Regions from separate parts of the Homo sapiens genome. Here region 1 is linked to region 2. Evidence: chromatin contacts called from ENCODE Hi-C or POLR2A ChIA-PET data. All regions are on one chromosome and are shown on one strand. Each heading gives the region's core, a stretch centred on a gene start or an enhancer-like site at or near the end of the contact. The rest is flanking DNA. Distances are from core to core; before and after follow the strand shown. Region 1 overlaps METTL16 (methyltransferase 16, RNA N6-adenosine). Region 2 overlaps METTL16 (methyltransferase 16, RNA N6-adenosine).

Region 1 (5,597 bases), core at 1,147-3,646, 41 kb before region 2:
AGGTCAGGAGTTGGAGACCAGCCTCACCAACATGGTGAAACCCCGTCTCTAGTAAAAAATACAAAAAATTAGCTGGGTGTGGTGGCAGGCGCCTGTAATCCCAGCTACTCGGGAGGCTGAGGCAGGAGAACTGCTTGAACCTGGGAGGCAGAGGTTGCAGTGAACCAAGATTGTGCCACTGCACTCCAGCCTGGGTGACAGAGTGAGACTCCATCTGAAAAAAAAAAAAAAAAAAGACAGGAGAACATCCTCAGAAATGAAAACATCCTCAGAAACAGGGTCTTTGCAGGCTACAGGAGCTACTACTACCTTTTCAATCTTTGTATATTCTTATTCTATAAATCTTTCCTATCTCCCAAAGGTGGAAAGCTGCTTATTTTATTAAAGACCAATTCCAAAATCATCAAATATCCTGTTTTTGTTTGTTTGTTTGTTTTTTGTTTTTTTGAGACAGAGTCTCACTCTGTCACCCAGGCTGGAGTGCATGCACTAGGGTGATGTTGGCTCACTGCAGCCTCTGTCTGCTTCCCAGTTTCAAACAATTCTCATGCCTCAACTTCCTGAGTAGTTGGGACTACAGGCACGCGCCACCACGCCTGGCTAAGTTTTTGTATTTTTTTTAGTAGTGTTGGGGTTTCACCATGTTGGCCAGGCTGGTCTCGAAGTCTTGACCTCAGGTGATTCTCCTGTCTCAGCCTCCCAACGTGTTAGGATTACAGGTGCGAGCCACCGCACCCAGTCTAGATTGACTTATTTAGACACATTAGACTATCTTGAAGAAGAAATAGACTAAAATTATACTGAGCATTGAGAAAAGTCTGAGAAAGTAAAATAAACTTAAAGAAGGTAACAGCACTGAAATTCACAGAAAAGAGTTAACCAAGTCATGTGACCATTTCATGATGACTTTTTTTTTTTTTTTTTTTGAGACTGAGTTTCCCTCTTACTGCCTAGGCTGGAGTGCAATGGCGTGATCTTGGCTCACTGCAACCTCTGCCTCCCAGGTTCAAGTGATTCTCCTGCCTCAGCCTCCCGAGTAGCTGGGATTACAGGCATGTGCCACCACACCAAGCTAATTTTGTATTTTTAGTAGAGATGGGGTTTCTCCGTGTTGGTCAGGCTGGTCTTGAACTCCCGACCTCAGGTGATCCACCCGCCTTGGCCTCCCAAAGTGCTGGGATTACAGGCGTGAGCCACCGCGCCCAACCCTCATTATGGCTTTTGAGGGAACTAGAGCCAGCCAGGAAAATGGGGAACTGTAGGTGGCTCTACTAGGCTACAATAATAATGGGGTTGTTTTTAGGAGGCTTTTAAACAGTAAATTTCTGTTATTTCCAAAGTACCATTTGAACTACAAAAATATGTTTGAATAGAACACCATTCTAAGGGGTAGAAATGGACTCAGTATGTTCCTAGTCTGCTTATACTTGGCTCTGTGGCAGCCTGCAAATTGAATGAAGGGTGTAAATTTGCTAGGAAGGATAAAATGCAAGAGCCCATCCCAGCTCTGGAGAGCTGGCCATTTTGTGCTTGGTCTCATATATGGGAAACACTGCCCTTTAGGATTTATTTAAAACAGGGTGCAACTTTCTTCTCTGTGAGGACTCAAGCAGTTTGAGAGTTTAGATGAAAGAAAGGAAGAAATGAAGTGATTTTTACTGAGAAGAAACTAGAACAGTGTTTTGTGAAAGGGTGTTGCTTGCAAGTATTGTTTTCACTCACATCCTACCATGATGACTTACATTTGTACAACTACCAGTTCGTGTCCCCATGCATGTATATATACACATATATACACATACGTTTTCTGAGATGGAGTTTTTGCTCTTGTTGCCCAGGCTGGAGTGCAATGGTGTGATCTCAGCTCACTGCAACCCCCGCTTCCTGGATTCAAGCGATTATCCTGCCTCCGCCTCGAGAGTAGCTGGGATTACAGGCATGTGCCACCATGCCTGGCTAATTTTGTATTTTTAGTAGAGACAGGATTTCTCCATGTTGGTCAGGCTGGTCTCGAACTCCTGACCTCAGGTGATCCGCCTGCCTCGGCCTCCCAAAGTGCTGGGATGAAAGGCATGAGCCACTGCGCCCGGCCCCCATGCATATTTTTATAGTTGACATCATAATGTTTATACAACCGTGTGACTCACATTTCAGAATGCTCTGAAAATTGTGTATTTTGAAGCTCTAAAAAATAAGAGATTATAAACAAGTGCCTTAACCCTACCATCTGTTTCTTATCCCTGTAGAATGTTTTTCTCCTTGTCCCTGAAGAAATACAGGAACTAAGCAGAATTTGCAGCATTATGGGGTGAAATAAGTTAAATGTGTTGGACTGACCTCAGGATGGCGCTTGTGATGCCTCGCCTCCCCTGGGAGGTTCATGTCTCACCTCTGTCATGCTCAGCAGCAGTTAACAGTTTTGTTTTGTATCTTAAGGAATTTTGCAGCTGGAAAGACCTTGAGAGGTAAAGTTATCCAACCTCTTGGTTTACAGACTGGAAATTAGAACTCAGATATCCTCATTCTAGTCCAGTGGTCTTTCCACCACCCCTTGCAGCCTCTGCAGCTCTAAGCTGCAGTTGGACTCTGTGAAGAGCCTTTCTGTCGTTGATGAGGATTTACAAGTGCTTGTCACCCTTACTTTGGCTTTTTGTGCCTGTGGCTTGAGCTTACTTAATAGCTTTTTTTTCTCAAGTGACTCACCCAGTCCGGGCACAATGGCTCACACCTGTAATCCCAACACTTTGGGAGGCTGAGTTGGTGGATCACTTGAGCCCAGGAGTTCAAGACCAGCCTGGGCCACATGGCGACACCCCTTCCCTACAAATAATACAAAAATTAGCTGGATGTGGTGGCACATGCCTTTAGTCCCAGCTACTCGGGAGGCTGAGGTAGGAGGATCGCTTGAGCCCAGGAGGTCGAGGCTACAGTAAGCCGAGATTGTACCACTGCACTCCAGCTTGAGTGACAGAGTGAGACCCTATCTCAAAAAAGAAAAAAAAAAAAGGGACTCACCCATCTAACCTTCTAGATAAATTACCAGACTTTATCAAACTCCTCATGGCCTGAATTGTGTGTGAGTGTGTGTGTATGTGTGTGTGTGTCAGAGTCTTGCTCTGTCACCCAGGCTGCAGTGAGGTGGAGTGATCTTGTCTCACTGCAACCTCTGCCTCCCAAGTTCAAGTGATTCTCCCACGTCAGCCTCCCTAGTTGCTGGGATTTCAAATGTGTACCCCCACACTCAGCTGATTTTTGTATTTTTATTAGAGTCAGGGTTTCACCATGTTGCCCAGGCTGGTCTGGAACTCTTGAGCTCAAATGATCTGCCCCCCTTGGCCTCACAAAGTGCTGGGATTACAGGTGTGAGTCACCACACCCTGGCCCTGAATTTTTTTTTTTTTTAATTTATTCTCCACACCATAATTTTGTATGTTTTGGATTCTCTCTTGTCATTGGTTACCAGTTCTATAACTGATGCCCTTTATGGCAATGATTTTAGGCTTTTCTTAGGAACCAGAGATCTGTATTCTACAAAGCACCAGCGTGTCCCCTGCCAGATGATGGATACTGCTTGGATTTGGATATAATCCACCTATTTTGGGATGGGTAATAAATTTAATAATCTGGGCCTAGGCCAGGCACAGTGGCCCATACCTATAATCCTAGCACTTTGGGAGGCTGAGGTAGGACGATCAGTTGAGCTCAGGAGATTGAGACCAGCCTGGGCAACATAGCAAGACCCCATCTCTACAAAAAATTTAAAAATTAGCTGGGTATGGTTGCACGTGCCTGTGGTCCCAGCTACCCAGTAGGCCAAGGTGGAAGAATTGCTTGAGCCTGGGAGGTTGAGGCTGCCATGAGCTGTGTTTATGCCGCTGCACTCCAGCCTGGGTGACAGAGCAAGAGCCCGTCTCAAAAATTGGTAATAATCTGGGCCTTTTGAATGTGATTCTTTGGTTTGAAATTTTGATTTATCATTGGTAAAATGGAATGATAGTAGCTATCTCATAAAGTGGTTATAGAATTAAATGAATACATATTTGACATAATAATAATAGTGGATATTAAATAGGGTGATTTTTAACTCTTTTTTTTTTTTTTGAGACAGAGTCTCGCTCTGTCATCCAGGCTGGAGTGCAGTGGCGTGATTTTAGCTCACCGCAACCTCCGCCGTCTCCTAGGTTTAAGCAATTCTCCTGCCTCAGTCTCCCAAGTAGCTGGGATTAAAGGCACGCGCCACCATGCCTGGCTAATTTTTGTATTTTTAGTAGAAATGGGGTTTCAGCGTGTTGGCCAGGCTGGTCTCAAAACTCCTGACCTCAGGTTATCCGCCTGCCTCGGCCTCCTAAAGTGCTGGGATTACAGGCGTGAGCCACTGTGCCCGGCCGATTTTTAACTCTTGACTATTCTAGGAGGTTGCAGCATGTAGTATAAATGTTAGATAATGACTTTTTTTTTTTTTTTTTTTTTTTTTGAGACGGAGTCTCGCTCTGTCGTCCATGTTGGAGTGCAGTGGCGCGATCTCGGCTCACTGCAACCTCCGCCTCCCAGGTTCACGCCATTCTCCTGCCTCAGCCTCCCTAGTAGCTTGGACTACAGGCGCCCGTCACCACGCCCAGCTAATTTTTTTTTTTGTATTTTTAGTAGAGACGGGGTTTCACTGTGTTAGCCGGGATGATCTCGATCTCATGACCTCGTGATCCACCCGCCTTGGCCTCCCAAAGTGCTGGGATTACAGGCGTGAGCCACCACGCCCAGCTGACATTATTATTTTTATAATTTTGTTATCTCTTAAACAATATAACCACACTTACAGGAAATTAGAAAATGGAGAAAGCTGCTTTGGCATTTAAAAAAAAAAAAAAGGCCGGGTGCATGCGCCTGTAATCCCAGCTACATGGCAGGCTGAGGCAGGAGAATCACTTACCTGGGAGACAGAAGGTTGCAGTGAGCTGAGATTGAGACAGTGTACTCCAGCCTGGGCAACAGAGTGAAACTATGTCTTAAAAATAAATAAATAAATACAAAATAAGTAGCTTGACAGTCCGGGTGTGGTAACTCATGCCTGTAATCTCAGCACTTTGCAAACCTGAGGCTGGAGGATGGCTTCAGGCCAGGAGTTCAAGACCAGCCTGGGCAACATAGCAAGACTCTGTGTCTACAAAAAATCAGCCTGGTGTGTGGTGGCATGTTCCTATAGTCCCAGCTACTTGTGAGGCTGAGGCCTGAGGATCACTTAAGTCCAGGAGGTCAAGGCTGCAGTGAGCCATGATCACACCATTGCACTCCAACCGGGGCAACAGAACGAGACCCTGTCTCAGTCAATCAGTCAGTAGCTAGTGAGCTTAACAACAGTCCATAATTAACTAATTCTTTGTTATTGGGCATTCAGAGGTTTTCTTGTTTTCACTGTTAAAAAGAACATACCACTTCTTGTTTCTTACTGAACTGCCATCTGTTGAGGCTGTTATGAATGGCTACGTTTGACCCCTGCTTTCATCTTTGACTGGGACCCAAAGTAGGGTTGTCAGTCAGTAAAGGTGTTTTAGGGTATCATTACAAAGAATTGTGCCCCTCAGCTTCCTACACAGATACCA
Region 2 (5,333 bases), core at 1,406-3,905:
TCTTCGTTTTCCTGGAGATGCCTAAACTATCTTGTGGGGTTCTTATTTTTTTAATTAAAAATTTTTTTTTTCTTAAGAGACAGGGTCTCACCCCGTTTCCTGGGCTAGATTGCGGTGGCGCAATCAGAGCTCCCTGCAGCCTGGAAGTCTTGGGCTCAAATGATCCTCCCTCCTCTGCTTTCAGAGTAGCCGGGACCACAGGCATACACCATTGTGGCTGACTAGTTTTAAACGTTTTTTTAGAGATGGAGGTCTTACTATGTTGCTGGGGCTGATCTCAAACTCCTGGGCTCAAGTGATGCTCCTGCCATGGCCCCCCAAAGTGCTGGGATTATAGGCGTGAATGACTGCACCTTGCAGGGTTGTTTTAAGTGCTGGACATAACACACACAAAACCCTTTGTGTTTTCAGTGCTCTATGATTGGTAGCAGAAGTTGTGGAAATTTTCTCTGAGTTCATTACAATGCATGAGGTTTAATTATTCGGATAACTTTCTTCTCTTTTCTATGCTTCCTTTTTCTTGCAGTCACCACCAAGTAAGCGAAGAAAATTAGAGAAACCGAGAAAACCCATAACATTCGTGGTGCTGGCGTCCGTGATGAAGGAATTATCCCTCAAAGCATCACCTCTGCGCTCGGAGACGGCGGAAGGCATAGTCGTTGTCACGACATGGATTGAAAAAATTCTCACTGATTTGAAGGTACCTGCTTAACCATATTGACGAAGTACTCATAATGATCCTTCTCTTTTTTCTTTTTTCTTTTTTTTTTTATTGAGAGTTTGGAGAGAGGGGAAACGTGATTTCCCACAAAATTCTGTTTTTCCTCCAAACAGGTCCAGCATAAACGAGTTCCCTGTGGAAAAGAGGAAGTCAGCCTTTTCCTAACGGCCATAGAAAACTCCTGGATTCATTTAAGGAGAAAGAAAAGAGAGCGTGTGAGACAGCTGAGAGAAGTTCCCCGAGCTCCTGAGGACGTCATTCAGGCCTTGGAAGAGAAAAAGCCCACCCCCAAAGAGTCTGGCAATAGCCAAGAACTGGCCAGGGGCCCCCAGGAGAGGACCCCCTGTGGGCCTGCTCTGCGGGAAGGCGAGGCTGCCGCTGTGGAGGGCCCGTGCCCGAGCCAGGAGTCCCTGTCCCAGGAGGAAAACCCGGAACCCACGGAGGATGAAAGGAGTGAGGAAAAGGGAGGGGTGGAGGTTTTGGAAAGTTGTCAAGGCTCTAGCAACGGAGCCCAGGACCAAGAGGCTTCTGAGCAGTTCGGCAGCCCAGTGGCTGAAAGGGGGAAACGTCTCCCAGGAGTGGCCGGACAGTACCTGTTTAAGTGTTTGATAAACGTTAAGAAGGAGGTGGACGATGCCTTAGTGGAGATGCACTGGGTTGAGGGCCAGAACAGGGATCTGATGAACCAGCTTTGCACCTACATACGTAACCAAATTTTCAGGCTTGTTGCAGTTAACTAGAAACCTCCTGCACAGTTGGAAACGTGTTGATAGTAACTTGCTTTGGAGTGGCCTGTGGGGTGGCAAGAGGAATCCTACCAGCGGCCCATTAGTAGCACGATGTGGAATTATCTTCGAAAACAAAAACCTATGAATCTGTCCCCCACCTCCCCCCGCCTCCTTCCCGCTTTTTGAGTTACAGGGAGTCGTAGTGTGGTCATTTACAAGGAGGAATTGTGGTCATCAGTAACAACAGAAAGCCCTCAGTAAACTCCCGAGGGATTGCAAGCTGGCTCAAGCTGGCCCCTCAGCTCTGGACTGCCTCTGCAAGGTCAGAAGGGTTGTTTGTGGAGTCTGGGCTGGGCAGCACTGCCTAGAATATCATGCTGTCTCTGTCACCCAAGGGTGTTTCTTGAGGAGGGGTGGCTCTCTCTGCCTCCAGCTGGAGGCCCTGGTACCCTGTTCTAGGTCACTCTTCAAGATGGGGCCTACCTTGCATCAATCCCACAAAGGGAGCTGTATGGTGGGTGGTGGGGAATCTGGGAGAGAAACCTTAGTAATGCTGGGAAGGAGCAGCAGAGTCTGGGGACCACCCGGTAAATGGCACATTCCTGACACCTGGCTGTTTTGATGTTGCTTATTTCAGAAGCAGAATTAGGTAAGCAAAACTCCCCGGTGTGACTGAGGCACACAGAAGGCACCCATACCCCCACCTCCAGCCTGTTGACAGTACCATTTTGTAGCAGTTTTACTACTGTGTGATTTTTGTTTGGACATCTGAAGTAGAGCTTGTTTTGTTTTTAAATAAGAATATTCACAAATTAAAAACCAGCGGTCCTATTTGAATCCTGGGGTTAGCTGAGTGAGCGGCTGATGATAGAAATGAGAAATAGAACAAAATAGTATGTGCCGTAGGTAGCTTAAGAAAGTCTCAGATATTTTGTTGCTGATCAAATACTGTTTTTTTGTGGCTTCACTTGTAATCCCCCCTGTACTTACCTACTCACATTGGAGAGTTCTGAGGCCGGAGTAACTGTGTCCTTGAAACACGTTTCTAATTGGAATGCCAGGGTTCAGTAGCCGTCCCCCCGGAAAGGGGTGACCTTTTGCTGTGCTTGATGTTGCATCAGCAGCCTAGGGTTCTGTTTAGACTAAAATCTTGGCCAGAGCTCCTTGCCATCTGCTAAGAAGACTGGGGCTGAGTAGTTAAGCCAGCCTTCTGAGAGGTGGCTGTTGGTCAGGACGGGAAGCTGGTGACCTTGGCATGTCTTGGCAGCAGCTAGATCAGGCCCTCGGCAGAGACACAGGAAGCGGAACTGCTGTGCCTTAACTTGGCTGTGGAGCTGGAGCTGGAGAAGGCAGCATACTGACCAGTGGCTTTTTGATTGATTGTTTGTTATGAGGTGGAGTTTTACTCTTGTTGTCTAGGCTGGAGTGCCGTGGTGCGATCTTAGCTCACTGCAACCCCCGCCTCCCGGGTTCAAGCGATTCTCCTGCCTCAGCCTCCCAAGTAGCTGGGATTACAGGCACGCGCCACCACGCCTGGCTAATTTTGTGTTTTTGGTAGAGATGGGATTTCACCATGTTGGCCAGGCTAATCTCGAACTCATGATCTCGGGTGATCCGCCCACCTTGGCCTCCCAAAGTGCTGGGATTACAGCCGTGAGCCACTACTCCCAGCCTCTGACCAGTGTTCTTAACCTGGTCCGTGGACCTCCAGAGAGTCCATGTACCTCCTAGAGTTACTTCTAAAAGCTCTGTGAGCATGTGTGTGTGTGTGTGTGTGTGTGTGTATTTTTTTTCCTGGAGAGAGGGTTCCCAGAACCCTCAGACACAGACAAAGGGGTCAATAACCCACTAAGGATTAAGAATCATTATTCTAGTCCAAGCATTCATGTGTCAGGCTGCAAAAAACAATACCCAGGGTCACACAGAGCCAAGACTCAATTCAGGACCGTGGATTCCCCTGGTCTAGAAATTTTCTGCTGTGCCAGCCCACACCACCCCACTGTCCTTACCTCGAGTGAATATTACATTTGAGTCATTTGCTGGGCCCAAACCTAGTTTCCTTGGTATAATTTTAGGATAATTGTTTAAGTGGCAACTATTCATTCAGTAAGTAGTAAGTACTTATTGTTTGCTTGTTTCATTATGAAAGAGTGGCACATGCTCATTAAAGATTTGGAAAAATGAAAGTCAAAACAACAAAATCACCCCGAGTCCCAACCTTCTGTAACATAACCACTCTTGGCATTGGCGTGTTCCTTTCTAGTCTCTCTGTAGACGGGGTGTGTGAGTGTGTGGGTTTAACTTTGGTTGTCCTCATGCTGCGTATTCAGTTTTGTATTCTGGTCCTTTGTTCATTTAACATCTTACAAGTATTTGTCCATGTTGTAACAGTAGTGTATTAGCTTACACTCCTTGCCTGTTCAAAATGTCTTTCAGGCACAGCACTGGCCTTTAAGCCTGTGTCGTAGGGATTTCCAGAGAATGCTCTGTGTATTGAAGCACAGAAGGTGTTTCTGTGTCTCAGTGTGTTTCTGTCCCTAGGTTTAAGGCTTCATGTCATGGAGGAGATTTTATAGATGTCAAGCTAATGACCTTAGAGTTTTAAAAAATCCGTGACCGTGGCCAGGCGCAGTGGCTCACGCCTGTAATCCCAGCACTGTGAGGCTGAGATGGGCGCATCGCATGAGGTCGGGAGTTTGAGACCAGCCTGGCCAACATGGCGAAACCCCGTCTCTACTCAAAATACAAAAATTAGCCGGGCATGATAGCACGTGCCTGTAATCCCAGCTACTCGGGAGGCTGAGGCAGGAGACTCGCTTGAACCTGGGAGGTGGAGGTTGCAGTGAGCCGAGAATGCCACTGCACTACAGCCTGGGCGACAAAGTGGGACTGTCTCAAAAAAAAAAAAAAAAAAAAAAAAAAAGGAACCCATGAGCAGGCCAGCTTTCAGTCTGGAGCCGAGTGCCTTCTGTGCATTTGGATGTTTCCATTTCCTTCCCTGAGAAGATTTTCTTAGGCTACCTAGTGAGAGAACATTGAAAATATTTTTAAAGGACATCTAAGCATTGTTTTGGTCATGCATATGCTTTATAATTGTGTGTTGTTTCATAGCATATACCTCTGGTACAGGTGGGCAAGTTTTTCTTTGAAGAAATGGGTTATTGACTCATATGTCATAACCTTGAGTGTTACTCTCCCGGTGTCCAGAGGTCACATTCATGTTGCGGGGTTGGTATGAAATTAAATCTTGGTGATGTGACCCTACATTCTCTTCTGGTCCCTAGAATCGGCTTCTGGTCTCCTGATAACTGAAGTGGAGACAGAAGTTGAGCCTGTTGCCCAGGCAAACTAAAGCTGCTTTTGTTCTTCGGAATCTGCTTTGCCTCCGTCAGCCTGCTTCCTTCCCCACACATGCTGGCCGCACTGTCCCCACTCCAGACCTCTGCTGTGTGTCCTGGGCAGGGCCGCGTTTTGGCAGTACCCTTTCAACTCATCCTAAGCTTCGTGTAGATTACTTTAGTATATATTTTTTATAAAACATAAAGCCTTTCCTCTCGATGGAAATCAAAGCTTACCATGTGAGCACTCGAACTTCTAAGTTGTGACAGGAATAACAAAACTGCAAGGAGTGGAAAAGATGGAAAAGCCTGTGGGAAATCCGAGGCCTTTTGAAAGAAGGGAGCTGATGACTTCACGACCAGCTCCTGGAGCCCCTCCTTTCTGCTGAAGCCGCGGCATTTCCCTCCGTGGCCACACGAGGGCACCCTTGGCCCTTTTATCAAAGCGCCTTCACTTCCCCGTGGGAATGGAGACAAGTCTGTCCACGGTGTTTTCTTGAAATACCCAGTTGCTACCCAGATTTGTATTTTTATGTAAACAAATAC

What was found. A loop is a pair of places that touch in the nucleus more often than their neighbours do. ChIA-PET counts read pairs that join two places held with the same protein, here RNA polymerase II (POLR2A). Pooled maps may share reads with other maps.
Region 1: a map of IMR-90 shows a loop between it and region 2 (4-fold over the local background). The contact joins two enhancer-like sites. A Hi-C loop is called at or near these places in 1 of 168 maps with a recorded cell type or tissue (IMR-90) and 2 of 50 pooled maps. POLR2A ChIA-PET finds 5 or more read pairs at or near these places in 6 of 52 experiments (A549, AG04449, AG04450 and 3 more).

What each region holds. Positions count from the first base shown.
Region 1 is chr17:2,456,215-2,461,811 of GRCh38, reverse strand. All of the region lies in intron 6 of METTL16 (methyltransferase 16, RNA N6-adenosine), which reads left to right. Among named protein-coding and RNA genes, the nearest start is that of METTL16, 53 kb to the left of the region's middle. Within about 2 kb of position 2,396, at least 7 of the 41 ENCODE cell types and tissues checked have a DNase peak (open chromatin) inside an H3K27ac peak, as active enhancers do.
Region 2 is chr17:2,416,098-2,421,430 of GRCh38, reverse strand. It overlaps METTL16 (methyltransferase 16, RNA N6-adenosine), which reads left to right. Exons shown (of 10, transcript NM_024086.4): 9 at 527-700; 10 at 835-5,333. The coding sequence ends at 1,461. Among named protein-coding and RNA genes, the nearest start is that of MNT, 18 kb to the right of the region's middle. Within about 2 kb of position 2,655, at least 8 of the 41 ENCODE cell types and tissues checked have a DNase peak (open chromatin) inside an H3K27ac peak, as active enhancers do.